Regions from separate parts of the Homo sapiens genome. Here region 2 is linked to region 1. Evidence: chromatin loops called from intact Hi-C (ENCODE). Cell type or tissue: HCT116. All regions are shown on one strand. Each heading gives the region's core, and the rest is flanking DNA. Links, peaks and the distances in the headings are about the cores only.

Evidence for each region. Peaks named below come from ENCODE experiments on the same cell type or tissue, not always from the same donor. Only the 100,000 strongest peaks of a DNase experiment are listed, where the experiment ranks them.
Region 2: it touches region 1 in a loop (2.8-fold over the local background); 20 of 110 quality-filtered maps call a loop at or near these places.

What each region holds. Positions count from the first base shown.
Region 1 is chr1:116,723,340-116,726,253 of GRCh38, reverse strand. No RefSeq gene overlaps it. Among named protein-coding and RNA genes, the nearest start is that of CD2, 30 kb to the left of the region's middle. In HCT116, for the core only: a CTCF peak has its summit at 1,314 (motif pointing left); a DNase peak (open chromatin) is centred at 1,303.
Region 2 is chr1:116,573,239-116,576,152 of GRCh38, reverse strand. IGSF3 (immunoglobulin superfamily member 3) reads left to right here. Exons shown (of 11, transcript NM_001007237.3): 11 at 1-1,745. LOC124904385 (a long non-coding RNA gene) reads right to left here. Exons shown (of 2, transcript XR_007066497.1): 2 at 1,403-2,339. Among named protein-coding and RNA genes, the nearest start is that of CD58, 3.7 kb to the right of the region's middle. RefSeq lists an enhancer at 1,823-2,112. In HCT116, for the core only: a CTCF peak has its summit at 1,364 (motif pointing left); a DNase peak (open chromatin) is centred at 1,382.

The sequences.
Region 1 (2,914 bases), core at 212-2,711:
ATGTGTTGCCAGTTAAGGCTATGTTGCCTAATATGAACACTGTCTCTTGCTCTGGTTGAATGATGTCAACTCTGCAGGTATCATAGATAAAATCATGTTGCTTAGCATGTGTATCCATCAAGATTCTTGGCTGCATGCAATAGAAACCAAGTCTAGTTGACTTAAGCAGAAAATAATTGCTTTGGGAAAATGTCTGCCAGCTCCAGAGCAAATGAAAAGACAGGAAGACCAGACTCTGGATATGCGCAGTAGCCAGGAAAAGCTGAGCAATGAAGAGCTCAGCCAAGGTCACACCACAGAAGCGGCATGGTTGGGATACCACTGGACACCAGACACCGACCCACTGGAACCACCAGGACATGGGATGTCACTGCCCAGTGGACTGCATTCCAAACCATGGTTGCTGCTTTGTGTTACTTGCTCCAGATGCAAAGTCCCAGGTGAGACCATCCAGTTGGCAAATTTTTTTTTTTTTTTTTTTTTTTTGAGACAGAGTTTTGCTCTTGTTGTGCAGGCTGGAGTGCAATGGCACGATCTCGGCTCACCGCAACCTCTGCCTCCCGGGTTTGAGTGATTCTCCTGCCTCAGCCTCCCGAGTAGCTGGGATTACAGGCATGCACCACCATGCCCGGCTAATTTTTTGTATTTTTAGTAGACACCGGGTTTCACTATGTTGCCCAGGCTGGTCTCAAATGCCTGACCTCGTGATCCACCCACCTTGGCCTCCCAAAGGGCTGGTATTACAGGCGTGAGCCACCGTGCCCGGCAGAGTTGGTAAATCTTAAGCCTTGTGTGCCCTTGTCCAGCTGCTGAAGGACAGGGACAACAAGTATTAGGCCATCAGAGGCTCTATTTTATTAGGAGAATTCCCCAAATATAAGAAGGAGATCAGCTGCTGGACAGCCCACAAAACGAAACAAAGCAAAATCCACTATGGTTGCTAAATGTTTATTTTTTGTTTATTTATTGATATATTTTTTTGAGACAGGGTCTTACTCTATTGCTTAGGCTGCGGTGCAGTGGTGCAATCATAGCTCACTGTAACCTCAAACTCCTGGGTCAAGCAATCCTCCTGACTCGGTCTCCCAAGTAGCTAGGATTAGGACCATAGGCATGCATCACCACACCCAGGTTATTAAATGTTTTTTATGACCAAAAACACCAACAAAACTTAACTGACGGTAGAAACACAATATTTTGGAACACGAGATCAATGGAAGAAAAAAATAATGAACAGGTTTAACGATTAAAAAAAAAAAGACTGACTGGAACAGGTATCTCTAATGTTGTTCACAGACTTAGACGCCCCCTGCAGGCAGGATGAAGGAATAAAGACTGGACTGATTTTCTCAAGCCCTTTCTTTCATTGACTATATGCCATAATAACCTGGACTTGTAGAATTAATCACTGCTTAGAAATAACTAGCTCATAGCTGCTACACATAAGAGAAAACAAAAGTAATAAACATGGTATGGAGGTCCTATGGTTTGAATGTGTCCCACAAAGTTCATGTGTTAGAAACTTAATCCCCAAACCAACATTATTGGGAGGTGGGACCTTTAAGAGGCTCTGCCCTCGTGAATAGATTAATGCTTTTCTCGCAGAAGCGTGTTCCTGGATAAAAGGATAAGTTTGGACTGCTTCCTGGTCTCTCTCGTGTCCATGCTTTCTTGCCCTTCCACCTTCCACCATGGGATGTCACGGCAAGAAGCCTTTCACCAGATGAAGGCCCCTGTACCTTGTACTTCCCAGGCTTTAGAACTGCAAGAAATAAATCTCTGTTCTTTATAAATTACCCAGTCTCAGGTATTCTGTTATAGCAGTACAAAACAGACCAAAACAAGTGGTTTCTTTTATATAAAAGAAATCTGAAGGCGGGCAGGCCCAGGTTGGTACCGTGATTTCATGGTGTCCATGAACCCAGGCCTCTTTTGTTTTTGCTCTGCCATCATTAGTAGTACAGGGCTCCCATCCTCAAAGACACTTCCTTAAGGCTGCTGGAGCTCCAGCCATCATGTCTGAATTCCACATAGGAAGTAGGAGGAAAGGTGAAGGGACAAAAGACAAGAGAGAAGATATAAACTGTCTGACCCCTCTTAAGACTTCCTGAAAGTCCTGAAATGTACATTTAGATTTAACAATGTCTGCTTGCATCTTATTGACCACCCTTAACTGTAAGATAGCCTGGGAGTTGCGGTCTTTTATTAGGGCACATGGTCACTCAAACATTGTGTGAGCAACTAGCAGTCTTCACTTCCCCAGGGAAGTCTCAAAAGTAGTGAGAAGTTTGGTTTAGAGGCCTTTGACTCTCCCTCTGCTCCAACTTTGTCCTCCCCTGAGTCAACTTTATGTGATATCACTTAGGACAAGGGAAGCTTCCAGGGAAGACACCAGCACTGAGGTCTTAGGACCACCTCTCTGCAATGTCTAGAGAGTGGTATGAGCCCTTTGAGGAGCTTCCTAGGAAATAACCAAACACTGAACATTTATTGAGCATTAACCTTCTGCCAGGCACTGTGTGAAGTGCTTTATCTCCACCCTGTTACCCCATCCTCACAACTGCTCCTCGAGGTAGGCACAATTGTGCCCATCCTGAAAATGAGGGAGCCAAGGATACGTGGCCATAACTTGCCTGATTACAGTTAGTGAGTAGGGACCAGGATGGAAACGTGTGTTTATCTGACTTCTGAGCCAGGATCTTAACCAACACGCTGCAGCTGTGCTGTCCCATACAGTGTCACTGGTCACACGTAGCTGTGTACACTTAGATTTAAATTAATTAAAGCAAAGTCAAATTTAAAATTCAGCTCTTCAACCATGCTGCCAACATTTCAAGAGCTCAGTAGTCGTGTGTGGCTAGTGGTTACCATCTTGGGCAGCAAAGCTATAGAACATTTTCAACATCACAGAAAG
Region 2 (2,914 bases), core at 97-2,596, 150 kb after region 1:
AGAGAAATATCTACCTCCCTGGAGGTGTGAAGACTAGGTTTTTCTTCTTCCTTCCAATTAGATTTTCCTTAATTATAGTGATGTCTTCCTTATTCATTTTTCTCTCCCTGCCTCTCACTGCCATAAGAATATCAGCCTGGGGGCAGTCCAGACGCAGCCCTTTGTCATCCTTTCTGTTTGCCTAGTCTCAGCAGACTGTGATCACAAGGCATTGTCTGTGGGATTTTTCCTTTCCCTTTCTTGATCTCTCTTGTGGTTCTAGGTTGTTTGGTTGTTCATTGTTATGGTGGCTTTTTATTTTAACGCCCCTTGAGCCCCATGATGGCTGGTGTCACCCTGTTCTTTTACACTGTTGGGCCAGGTGCTGCTTGTCCTTCTTAGGGCATCATCAATTGCAAATATTTCCTTTTGCTCCCTTTATGAAGATGTTCTTATACCCTTGCTTTCCCATATTTTTCTGGCCAAGCATGCCATCTCCTTTACTCTGGGAACTTACATCCTGAATCCCAAGAGGGGGTCACAGTTTGGAAAAAGTCATCAGGGATTCTGGAACTAAGTCTGATAAAAGATTCCAGTGAAGCCCTGTTCTGAGAACGAGCAGACTGCAGGGGAGGCCATGGGATTCCCCAGGCCAGTGTCTGTGCTGATCCTTCAAGGGTCTGCAGGTATGCAGGTGGCCTGGGCTGCTCGGCAGATACTTTGCTGATTCCCAGCTGAGGGGAGCATGGTGGCGATTGCTCAGCCATTTTCTGACAGACACACAGACCTGCCTTTTCTCCCCCAAGTATACCGTACCCTCCTGTGAGACAGTGTGTGCAGGCACCACCACCTTAATCCTGCTGTTGCCTGACATGCTGATTCTCATTTATTATGCTGCATCAACACATTAGAGGTACAGGAGCGGCTCAGTCATGAAAAAAGAAGGTCTTTTGCCCCATTTCTTTATTTCAGAGATGTGGGCTTTCAGTGGGAATTTGCTGACTCCTACTTTATAGGCTGAGTCAATGAGGGAAGATGACTGGCGTTTCCTCTGTCTAAATGGGAGGTTGCCAGAGCGCTGGCTGGGACTAGGATGTGTAACTAAGATTTCAGTTTGAAATCTTAGATTTCAGTTCACGGCGATAAAGAAGTAGGTGCTGCACACAAATATGTAAAGCAATTGTAGGAAATTTGAAAGGAAAAAAAGAAACCGAAGCCAGTATTTTAATAATTGCTTTTTCTGTGTATTTTGTATTGGGCTGGGGGATAGCATCAAAGGTTGAACTTTTTGAGCTTTCTATGAAAAACCCCAGGACCTTCTTTCTTTGGCCATTTCTATGGAAATGCGATGTCAGATGGATGGTAATGGTGCCCTCCAGTGGCTGTGAGACCTCATTGCGCATTGTCTACTGGAGCTTTAGTCTTCTGAGACGGAGGAAAACTGCTGAATACTCTGGATTCATCTATGTCTACAATGTTGCATTTATGAAAAACTACACTGTGCTAGGCGCATTCTAGGACATGAATATGACCACACCCTCTTTCACCGGGTGTTTCTGTAGCAAGTTTTCATATTCTTTTCAAACAATGGTTTCTCTGCGTTAATTATTGAGGAAAAAAAAAGATGGGGTAAGAAAACTACCCATGCATGATGTAGAGAGCTGTTGATTTGTTTCTGTTTTTTTAAAGGAAAACTATTTGTAAGATGTTGCACTAAAACATTTTATATACACTTCAGAGACCTGTAGTAAATTATGTTGAAAATACGGCTGTTTACATTTACTGCAGTCTTCTATCCTTCTTTCCCCTTACTAACCAGCCCCCTTCCTCTGTGGAACTGTGCTGTGGGAGCCTACAGTTCTGCCCTTGGCATTGGCCTGCTAGGCTCAAGGTCTGTGAATTGCAGTCTTTATTATTACACCCCATAACCTTCAAATGATAAAAACACCTCTTCCTCAAGACACTTCACTGCCATCTGCTGCAACATATAGTAAATAGACACCTCCACCCCGATGATCAAGGCTATGCTACCTCTAGAGCTGTGCAACACACAACACACCTAGCCCCTGAAAGCCAGGTTCAGAATGTAGATCTTATAACCTGTAGCGTTTTTGTTGGGGGGTGGGGTGGGGGTAGAAGCCGGATGAGAAGGAGAGCAGGAACACAGGATGGCCTTCTCTAGGGCCTCTGCGGCAAGTCCACACCATCCTTTTCCAACTATGAAGTGCTGCCCTGGCCATGAAATGCAGCGGGGATTTCCCAGAATGGTGATAAAAGCAGGAGTTGTGCATTCTAGTTAAGTGAGACTGCACAGCGCACTGGTCTCTGTTTCCTCTTCCAGTGTTGGGAGGGGTTTACATCTGCAAATTGAGAAGAATGTTAGAATGATTAAAACCATAGCAGTGATACGTGATTAGTCAGAACCCATCTATAATTCTTTAAAATTCATAGAATATGCAAAAAGGAACTAGATAGTAAGAAGCAGAGGGAGACACTTCTTTTTTTCTTCTTTTTCTAAATCCAAGACTTTCAAAAGCTTTCGTGTGTGCTTTCCTCTGCTCCCAGAACCATTGGCTGCATCCTTATCAACTCCTTGCAGCTGCTGGCTTGGCCAGGAGTTGAAAATGTGACTGCCTCTCCCTTGGGTACCCATAATGGTTCCATGTTAAGTCTTATGTATAATTTTTCCTAATTTTTTTCTAATGTTCTTTTTCTGCCAGGGTATGTTTTAAAAAGGGAAATAGAGTATTATGGAATAAGATTACCCTTCTATGTCCTTCGTGCAAATCCAACCAGTATTTATATAAATGAATGTATGTTCCCTCATGAGGCATGCAATGAAAATGACAATTTGCATTTATGCAGGATTGAGCAGTGTTTTGCTCACTACATTCTGGGATTCCTAAGCTTTGTGGGAGTAGTTCCAAAGGTTTGG